2 separate regions of the Homo sapiens genome follow, and region 1 is linked to region 2. The links are chromatin loops, found by intact Hi-C in ENCODE. Cell type or tissue: B cell. All regions are shown on one strand. Each heading gives the region's core, and the rest is flanking DNA. Links, peaks and the distances in the headings are about the cores only. Region 1 has its middle 63 kb from the start of TODL. Region 2 has its middle 51 kb from the start of IFNG-AS1.

Region 1 (5,385 bases), core at 272-5,271, 1.0 Mb before region 2:
ACACACTGCAAACATGCTGAAAATATTCTGATTTCCCAATTCTATTTAAAAGTGTCCTGGCCTATGCCTAGTAGTGGCAAACAGGCAGAGCATGATAAAACTTATACTCTTCTTGCAGTTTTGCTTATCTTGAAGGTCAGTCACCACTTTGGACCTAGTGCCAATTTTCTCATTACAACATGAAAAGCAAATAACTCTGTTATTTCTCTCATACCCCAATGCCAGGATTATAACAGGGTAGTTTTGTTGTTGTTGTTGTTTTTGGTTTTTTGCCTTGTTCTTATGTCTTTAACATCCTAGGAAATACTTCAGTGAATCTTTTCACTTTATCAGATTGGCAAAGAATAAAAGCCTGACAATACTGAGTGTTGACAAGAATGCAGAACAATGAGAACATTCATACAATGCTGATGGGACTATATATTGGTTAATCCCCTTGGAAATCAACTTGTCAATGTTTAGAATAGTTGAAGATTCATATAACCTCAGACCTAGCAATGCTACTTCTGGGAATAAACTCTGAATGTTTCTATAAAAAACACTTATGAGAATGTTCCTTATGGCTTTATTGGTAATTGTAAAAACTGGAAATAGGATACATTTCCATTTAAAGTAGAATAGATAAATTGTAGTATATATTTGTTTCAGATCTTATATTTGTTTTAAGGGAATATGTACATACTTTTCTATATTTGAAACAAATATAGCAAAATGTTAAAATTTTATAAAGTTGGTCTGTGGATACATTGATGATGGCCATATATTCTCTATACTCCCCTGTTTTTGAAATGTTACGAAAAAAGCACTACTGCTATAAGTTGTTTATTTTCATTCAATAAATGAGTTGAGCATCTTCTACAAGTCAGGCATTATGCTAAGTGCTAGGAGTCCCTGTCTTCAGAAAACTTGGAATAATGTGGGGACTTTCTGAAACAATCCTCTCTGACCCCATGGCAATTAATTTGTACCTCTGTTATCATCTTCTGCCTTCTATTATGGCTTCAGGTTCATGACATTTTTCTCTCTATAGCAATGCTATCCCATACAACTTTCCACAGCAATCAAAATATTCTATAGCTCTGTTGTTCAATATGGTAGCCACCAGCCACCATTTAGCCATTGAATACTTGAAATGTGACTAATTTAACTGAGGAACTGGATTTTTAATTCTAATTAATTTTGTTTTAAATAGCCTCATGTCACTAGAAGCTACAGTATTGGACAGCACAGCTGCAGAGTGTCTGTTCTTTGAGGGTAAGGACTGTGTCTTTCTCATTTTTGTAGCCCTTGCCTGGAGTCCTAGTTACATTCTCAGAGAGTACCTAGCAAGATACTGTATCTCACAGAAGATTTTTTTTTTTTTTTTTTCAGACAGGATCTCACTCTGTCACCCAGGCTGGAGTGCACTGGTGTGATCCTAGCTCACCACAACCTCATACTCCCAGGCTCAAGCAATCCTCTTGCTTCAGCCTCCCCAGTGGCTGGGGGCTGGGACTAGAGGAATGCATCACCATGCCCAACTAATTAAAAAAAAATTTTTTTTTTTTGTAGAGACAGGATCTCACTATATTGCCCAGGCTGGTCTCGAACTTCTGAGCTTAACAGTCCTGCTGCCTCAGCCTCCCAAAGTGTTGGCATTACAGGTGTGAGTCACTGCACCTGGCTCACAGAAGACATTTGACAAATATCTGTTTAATTCTGGAATTAAATCCTTGTTGGTGTCATTGCCTACCATGTACTCCTGGGAAATTCACTTAATCCTTGTTTATTCATTTATCAAATATGTACTGTACACCAGTTCTGTGATGAGCCAAGGGAATACAAAAATAAATAAAATATAGACACTGTCCTTGAGGAATTCATGATCTTGTCTGAGCAATAGTTGTCTTAGAAATAAAACAAGAAGGTTAATCCTGAAGATTTCTAAGATATCTTCCAGCCTTAACGTTCTATGAATATATTCATTGAATTGTTCATTTGTGCCTAAGATCACTTTGAAAGTTTATGAAAATTGACAATAAATCAATAAAATAAAGGTATTTAAACTTGTCAACAGCCCTTTGGTCCCATTCATTCATTTAACAAATATTTACAAAACACTTGCTATGGATGTTTTGATTGCCTCCTCTTTGGTGAGAGCAATTTTCACTCCAGGATCATGGGGATAGCTGAACACACAACAGCTCACTACTAGACAGTTGAGATTGATAGTAGTTTGTTAGTCACATGAAGTCACAGCCCGGGGGAGGAAGATACCCCATGCCATGCAGAGCCACACAGGGTTGCACTCAGGGCCAGAGTGAAGAGCCAAGTGCCATGGAGGCAGGATTTGTAGTATCAAGGGGGTGAGGTGGCCTAGTTCCTGTGGGAGGAAGTGATTGACTTGTTTGAATAATTCCCTAAGCAGGCAGAGAACCCACTAGTACGGGATAAACAGGAACTCTGTCTGGTTCATTTGATAAGGAGGGCTATTTGGCTAGGGGACCTTGTTCATGGGAGCAGAACAGGCGAGAAGAAACTTGCAGTTAGGCCATTTGATACCCTCCTGATTTTACCATATATGTCAAGGCAACATGTAAAATTGAGGCTTAATAGGCAACACATAAAATTGAGCCTTAATTCTAGGATTTCCATCACAATGGGTCAGACATTATGCCAGGCACCCTCATGGGCAAGACAAGAACAAGTGAGTCCTGCCCTCATGGGTCTTACAGTTTAACTTTTAGGGGCATATTGGTGGAATCAGTGGATTATACTGTAGTTTACAACTGGAACTTTTGTTGCCACCTCTCTAACTCTGCCATGGGTCCCAGGGCCCAAGAGCATGGAGAATGGATGATGGCGTCTTTTGGCCACTAGAGGGCATTTCCTGCTTTCTGCATAGGCCCCTGGGTTCCTTGGGTTTTTGCTAAAATTGCGAGTTCAGTGTGCTGGTTGATTCTTAACTCTGGTACGCATCAGAACCAGTTGGGAAAATTTTAAAACAGAGCTTCACCTCCAGAGATTCTATTCGGTAGGAATAGGGTTGAGCTTGGGCCTCTGTGATTTGCCATTTCCCATGTGATTCTGATGGGTAAGCAGAGCTGAACAGTGAAACCTTTCGATAAGATAAGACTACATTCCAATTTACAGGGATTCTCATTTTAGCGTAAGAAATAAAATAAGGATTCCTCACATGTTTACCTATTCAATTAGCCCATCACGGCATAAACAACCATCCTTTTTTTTTCTTACAAAGCATGTCTGAAGGCCAGAACAACTATCCCTTTTGAGTTAAATTTTAAAGTAAAATTTGATCATTCTTGGGTTCAGGATTTTATTTTATTGATTTTTTTTCAATGTTCAATTTCTTCTTAATTTTGTCTAGATTCTCTGTTCTCCAAATGTAAAATCAAGAATGAGAACGCTGGCAGAAGTAAGGAAAGATGAGACCTGTTTTGAAAACGAAGTTTTAGAGGAACTATGTGAACAGATTGTGTTCTTCAGGGGCCTGGCACATGATGACATCTAACACCCATGGCCAACAGCATTCATAATCACCAATACGCAGCATCATACTCTGTCTACTGGCAATTCCCAGAGATCCAAGAAATATGTAAAACACTGGCTAGAAAGTGTTCTTGTGGCACGAGGCGGTGCTCATCAGGTGGCTTTAGGGTGCACTGGTCACCTGTTACGTGCAGGTCTCCTGGAGGACCTGAGTCCCTGCCCCAGCTCAGCCCACACCACCTCTGTCACCCTGAGACTTATAACCAGGCCAGGCGCGATGGCTCATGCCTATAATCTCAGCACGATGGGAGGCCGAGGCGAGTGGATCACTTGAGGTCAGGAGTTCAAGACCAGCCTAGCCAACATCTCTACTAAAAATATACAAAAATTAGCTGGGCGTGGTGGTACACGACTGTAGTCCCAGCTACTTGGGAGACTGAGGCAGGCGAATTGCTTGAACCCGGGAGGTGGAGGTTGCAGTGAGCTGAGATCGCGCCACTGCACTCCAGTCTGAGTGACGGAGCAAGACCCCAGCTCAAAAAAAAAAAAAAGGCCATTGAGTCCCTGTCTCTTCAGTAGTACTCTCCTTAAGGTCATTGGGAGGATTAAATGAGATAGTGTAATGTACATTAAAGTCATTTATAAATATTTCTAAATGATTTATAAATTATTTCTAAAACCAAAATAGCCCAGACCTCACCAGACGCAGCCTGTGAGTGGCAACAAGTCACACTGACATTCGTGCTGAATTATAATGATGGGCTACTTAAGAAGGAATGCTTGTGGCTGCCCTGAGTCTAAATACAAAAGCCGCCTTGCCTTTGGAAGCAAGGTAGAGGTGGGAAGACTGGCCCTATCACCACCCAATGCTGCGCATGTCGTCTAGATTCCCAAAGCTGCAAGCTTGCAAACTAGGTGCTTTGGTTTGGGCTCTGGAGAAACCCCTCCAGCCAGTGTGAACCTGTATGAGTGTTGGGGGGTGGGGAGGGGGAGCAAAATAGATGGGACTTTATGCCTTCCCCTTCTATTTTCTTTATCCGCCCTCCACCATCTCTCTCCCAGGCCAGACACAAAATTCTTCTCTTCTTCTGCTCAAAAACCGAACTCTCCCAAGCATTCACTTCTGCAAGCAGTTACCTGAAGGAGTCACCATCTATAAACAGCTCCTGTCTGAATGGCATTGAGGCACAATAGGGCACCCTGCCACAGAGATATACAGGGTTATCATGCCCACCTCCTGACTCACTCCTTTCTCATTTGATCCTGAGAAACAGGAAGTAAAAGGCCACAATAATTGGAAATGACCTGACTTCCCATCCATTTAACACTGAGTCACCGAGTCCTTAGGTGCTCTCCTCAGTTAAAGTTTTACCATGATGACTTTTGCTGTTGTTGCTGCTTCATTTTGATTGGTGAATGAAATGGCTCCCCCAAAACCTTAAGTAAGTTCTTGAGTGATGTGTGTATGGTTGCTTGTTTTAAAATCAGTGTTATTATTTGATTATAAATTCTTCTATGAAAGAAGTTGAAAGGAAGACTCCAGGCAAGAGACCCACGGAGTTATTTAAGGATTATAGACTTATTTTCAAGGCAGTTATGCTAAATTATGGATGATGCACTCCCTGGAAGACAATGTGAGCCTCTCTAGAAAAGGCAAGTGTTTCTCTTTTAGGTAAGTTGACAATTTATGTCTGCCCTCCGGTGACTTTAAAATCACACAAAAGACTATTCTATTTATTAATTGTCAAGAATTTTTTTAAAGCTCCCAGGGCTAAATTATATATGTCCCCTTCCAACCAGGATAATTAAATAATAGAATACAGTATATCGGGTCCTGGTGGGGTGGACAGCAGAGCTGCCGACCAAACACGCTGGGACCTCACTTGGCCTGAGAAC
Region 2 (5,385 bases), core at 108-5,107:
TAGTAGTAGCAGAAAAGGAATTTATTAAAGAATATAAGATTTCCCAGGAGGCCGGAAAGCAGGCTGGGAGGCTTCCCAGCCAGCACCAATTCTCAGAGTCACAGTAAAGAACAGACCAGGTGGGAATAACTGCTGACTCCACCAGGCACAGACTCCTGCTGGTACTAGCTCGTGGTGTGACCTTAGCCATCCCTCCCTCTAGTAACTGAATTCACCAGCTGCCATTCTCACCAGAGTGGGCTCTAGGTGGCACTTGTTTCTTTGCAATACATGCTTGTGATTAGAAAACTTGCTGAGGTGCACGTGATTGTCTGGGTCTGTGTCACAGACCAGTGTACTGGCTGCAGAGGAGGTGGGGAATTCTCCAAATATAGGAAGTGTGTTCAATTGTGTTGAGAAGCCCAGACGAGTGATAACATGTTCACTTGAACATCGCTGTCCTCGGGTTCTCTTCCTCTCCTCTATACCTACCCCCAACTACACCCACGCCAAAGCCACAGTACCTTTCCTCCTCATCCACTTAAAGCCAAATATTTCATTAGAATTGAATTATTTGAGGCCTGTCACCACCACCTCACCAAACATGCCCAGACATGACTGAACCTCAGCACTGGAAACACTTAGGCTCAAGCTGAAAGTTTCTTAAGTGCTACACATTAGAAACAACCAACCATTCCTAAACTAGTCCATGAAACCACAGGACACTAAGAAAGGATAGCCCAGATCTAGTAAAGAACACAAACATGTTTTCATGACAGTGATAATAGATCTTCGTTTACACCACCACTGATTTGAAAGGCTATACTGTTTGTTTTGTTTCTTCTTTTATTCTTTATTCAATATTCAACTTAACTATTGAGTGGACCTAAGCACTGTTAATAAAGCAGTAAACAAAGCCCTGCCCATAAAGTGTTAATATTCTAGAGGGAGACGCAGACTATGAACAAGGACTCAAATGCATACACAGTGTAAGTTCAGACAGTGATAAGTACATTAAGGAAAATAAAGGAGGGTTAAGGAATAGACGGTGATGGGACTGATGCTCATTTATATTGAGTGGTCTGGGAAGGTTCAAGCAGATTTGAATCATGGAACAGTGTAATATGAAGAGATTTGGGATCAGAGGTGCCTGAGTTGAAAACATACCCAGGAGCTAAAGTGAGAGGAAGAAGGTCAGAGTGTGGTGGAAAGAAGCCTGAAGATGAAATGAGACAGATAAATAGGGCCAAAATATGGAGGTTCTTGTGGGCCACCATTAGGAGTTTAGCTTTTATTCTAAGCATAATTGAAAGCCATTGGATAGTTCTAAGATGAGCAGTGATGATAGGCTTAGACTTACATTTTTTCAAAGTTCTCACTGGCTGCCCTATAAATAGTAGATTATGGGGTTTTAAATTGGAGATGAGGAACCTCTCAGTAGACTTTGCTGTGATCCAGGTAGAGAAACATGTTGGGTTGGACGAGGGTGGGAGCAGTGGAGATGGTGAGATCAGATCAGGTTTGGGATGTATTTTGCAGCCCAGTCTGTCAGGATTTGCTGATGCTTTGTATGTGAAAATGAGGCAGAAAGAATCCAGTATGAACTTCTAGGAAAGCACTTTGTGACCGATTGTATTTTATGGAAATGACTACAGTATTTCCTGTTAATATAGTTTTCCAGAAACTTGCTACTCCCTCATCAAGAGTTGGAGTCTGTGTCCTATCCCCTTGGAACTAAGAGGGCTTTTGTTAGACTTTTAACTATTAAAATATGGCAGAAGTGATACATGTCTTTTCTGAGTCATTAAAACGTGATCCCACTGCTGCCTGATTTCACTGGGACACTCATGCTGTAACCCAGCTACCATGCTGTGAGGAAGCCCAGGTCGCATGGAAAGGGCCAAGTGGAAAGGCACCCAGGCCCCAGCCCTCAGTATCAGCTATGCTTCCTGCCAACAGTCAAGATTTTCTTGCTAGCTTTTGAGTGAGGTTTATTGGACGTATGCTCTCAGATGCATGACTGGATCCTTCTCATTACTACACTTATTCCAGTCCTTGATTTTTGTCTACAAAGTGATTTGAACTATTAGAAAACGTCCCCAAAGCAGGCTATAAATGGCCCTGAGCTCAGTCTCCATTTTGTATGATTCACAGTGCCCTTCTCCCCGTTTTTCCATCAGACAGGACATCTTTCTCTGAACCTGTCGTCCACTCTGTTCTTATTCCTCTGCTGCCCTCTAGGGGCCATTAGCCACATTGCCCCATTTAGATCCTTTATGCTTGGGGGAAAAAAAAAAAGTTACCATTGATTGACTGGAAGGAACTATTCTAAACACTTCATATATACTTACTCCTTTATTCTTGACAATCCTATAAGGCAGATACTACTATTAGCCTCCTTTTAAAGATGAGACAACAGAGATTAAAAAATTAAGTAATTTGTCTAGGCAAGGTCCTACAATGACAAAGCTGGAATTTGAACCAAGGCAGTCTTGTTCTAGAGTTTATATCTGCATTATCCTCCTTCTCCTTTGGTAGGACAAAGTAGATCTATTGGGCATGCATATGAGACTTGTTTACATCTATACCTTGTAAAAATAAATTTGCTTTTAAACTTAGGTATTTATCTTTTGCCTTGATGACGGCAGCAGGTGCCTAAATGGCCTCCCCAGGCATGAACAGATTCCCCACCAGTTCTGCTCTCCATGCGGTAACCAGAGTGACCTTTTTAAAAAATTGTGAATGAATAAACTAAAGAATACTTTCTCTCATCACCTCTTCTCTATACAGAAAAAAATATAACCAGTCTTACCAAAAAGTTAGATTAGTCAGCTAAGCAAACAGGGTTCGAATATTCTAGCACCCTGAAACCACAGTCTAAAATGGTCTTCTGATGTGTGGTTATAACACTTAATATACAGTGTTTGTCTCTTAGTAACTTTAGGTTTATCTTATTCAGCATCACATTATTTATCCTGTAAGGAAGTAAGCATATCTTCTCTGTTTCATAAGAAGATACCTTACTGTACAAAATGGTACTGTGGCCTAAAGTCACCCAATAAATATGGTGCAGGTTTGGAGTTGTTACTTAGAGTAGAATGCAACTCCTAAAATCTAAATATTTTTCAAAACCTGGATGAGATGTGCAGTGGAACCCTGTAAACACAATCTTTTTTTTGAGACGGAGTCTCGCTCTTTCGCCCAGGCCGGAGTGCAGTGGCGCTATCTCGGCTCACTGCAAGCTCCGCCTCCCGGGTTCACGCCATTCTCCTGCCTTAGCCTCCGGAGTAGCTGGGACTACAGGCGCCCGCCACCGCGCCCGGCTAATTTTTTATGTTTTTAGTTGATACGGGGTTTCACTGTGTTAGCCAGGATGGTCTCGATCTCCTGACCTCGTGATCTGCCCGCCTCGGCCTTCCAAAGTGCTGGGATTACAGGCAGGAGCCACCGCGCCCAGACAACACAATCTTAAACAGAAGCTTTATATGTAAACCACATAAAAGCTGCGCAAGTTGAATAGGAGGCAATAAATGAGGGAGGTGTGTGCTTGGGCCTCTAGAAAGACATAGGAAGCATATTTGAGAAATCTCTAGGGCTTGGCTTCAAAAACATTATTGTAAAGCATGTGTGCATCTAAGGTAACGGCGCTATAACTTGTAATAAAGATGGGAAGGAGAGAAGCTGCCAATCCCAAACTGATGGTCAATATTTGTGGATTCCAACATTCCCAGTTCCTTTATTTATTTCTGGACTATCTAGTTTTCTATGGCTCATCAAATAAAAATCAATATGCCCATATTTACACAAAGCCACCTTCATGCCCTCTTCCAGGAGGAACCAGAGAACTTGAGACTTCCCAGCTACAATTTCCAACCTTGCTCTTCTGGGTTTTCCATTCCATGTTGAGCACTCAGAGATTTTACTAGGTTTAAGCTTTCTTGCCTGGTGGGTGGGAGTAGGGAGGGGGGTGGAAATGAGGTGACCATTTATTGAGTATTTGCTCTGAGGCAGTGGTGGTGGGGTCGGGGGTTCCTTCCTGCTTATCAGAGCTGTGCACCTGCTCACTTGCCAGATGATATGCAAAAAAGAATCCAAAGAAGCAGCAAGAAAGCCAATACGTTTTCTTAGATCAAAATGACATATCCCAAAGCTCCTCTCTTTCCGATTATTTTTGATGAGAGCAAAATTATTATACTCAACTCCAGTGTGAATCTACATCACAGGGGGAGATTATTTTAGGTGAAAATTCCCTTATGATTAAATAGATGTTTGTGTGCTTATTTTTGTTGTTTTAAGAATCCTCCAGGATAATTCTGATGCAAACAGGCCTAAAGCCAGAAAGACTGACATACAGGTTTATTTGATAAATTGAAGTTTATTAAATACTATGACCATTATTTTCTGCATTAACCTTATAATATTGGTCACTTGTCTTCCTTTCAAGTTTAAAAACATTTTTTTAAACAGGCTTGAAACCTGCGGGGAAAACATATTATTGTGACATATCACATATCACAACATATCACATTGGCCCTGAGGATTAAACTGTTTCCAGATCCATCTGGTCTGACAGACATAAGTGATTGATTCTTGCTTGGTCTGTAACACACCCCAAATGCATTCACCTGCTATGCCATTGCCCCCTCTTCATTTTCTACTATGAGCTTTAAAAAACTGGAGTTATACATCTCATGGCTCTTAAACTAATGCATGGCTTGTTCCTGACTGCCTTCCAGCACTGGAAGAAAAAAGTAATATCTTTGTGACAGCATGATTACTTCCACCTGTGACAGCTCTTCTCCATTGTGAAATCTGCAAAGAAATCATCTGGAAGGGGAAAATACATGTGTTCTGGGATTAAAGACATAACAGGCATGTACTGAATGTGTCAAAAAATTTGAGATGTTGAGGGAGCTGAAGACAAGCCCTCTACATTGTAGATGTAGTACCATAAGGAATTTTCTAAAGAAGTCTTATGAAGCAATTGTTTTCAGTGGTTTACTACATTTATGAATCTTCAGCCCATCAGTGGAAAATATGATGCTCTGAGAGTCAGCCATGAAGCTGGGCTAGAGTGGGGTGCTAGTTTATCTTGAAAGATAGTTCTTTCAAGATGTATAATGCCCTGTTTCTCCCAGCTATTACATTTCACTTCATTTCTCTAGACCACAGGGTTCTAAGACACTTAGTCTAATTTAGAGGCAGTCTTTTGTTAAGACACCACTGAAGCATATAAAGTTCAGCCAGTGGGACCCAATTGGGTAGCTTTATAGAGAGAAGTCCAGATTTAGTTATCAATGTTAATAGGTAGGTCTTTTCATTAATGTCAGCCAACCAATGTACTACAACACATCATATTGTTTTTTAAAGGACACATCTAATTAGCATCATGATCAGACTATTACA

Evidence for each region. Peaks named below come from ENCODE experiments on the same cell type or tissue, not always from the same donor. Only the 100,000 strongest peaks of a DNase experiment are listed, where the experiment ranks them.
Region 1: it touches region 2 in a loop (6-fold over the local background); 4 of 110 quality-filtered maps call a loop at or near these places.

What each region holds. Positions count from the first base shown.
Region 1 is chr12:69,067,990-69,073,374 of GRCh38, reverse strand. No RefSeq gene overlaps it. Among named protein-coding and RNA genes, the nearest start is that of TODL, 63 kb to the right of the region's middle. RefSeq lists an enhancer at 4,313-5,385. In B cell, for the core only: CTCF peaks have their summits at 2,666 and 2,868 (motif pointing right); a DNase peak (open chromatin) is centred at 2,854.
Region 2 is chr12:68,037,472-68,042,856 of GRCh38, reverse strand. No RefSeq gene overlaps it. Among named protein-coding and RNA genes, the nearest start is that of IFNG-AS1, 51 kb to the right of the region's middle. RefSeq lists an enhancer at 401-650. In B cell, for the core only: CTCF peaks have their summits at 255 (motif pointing right), 1,980 and 2,207 (motif pointing left); DNase peaks (open chromatin) are centred at 326 and 2,196; H3K27ac peaks cover 1,272 bases.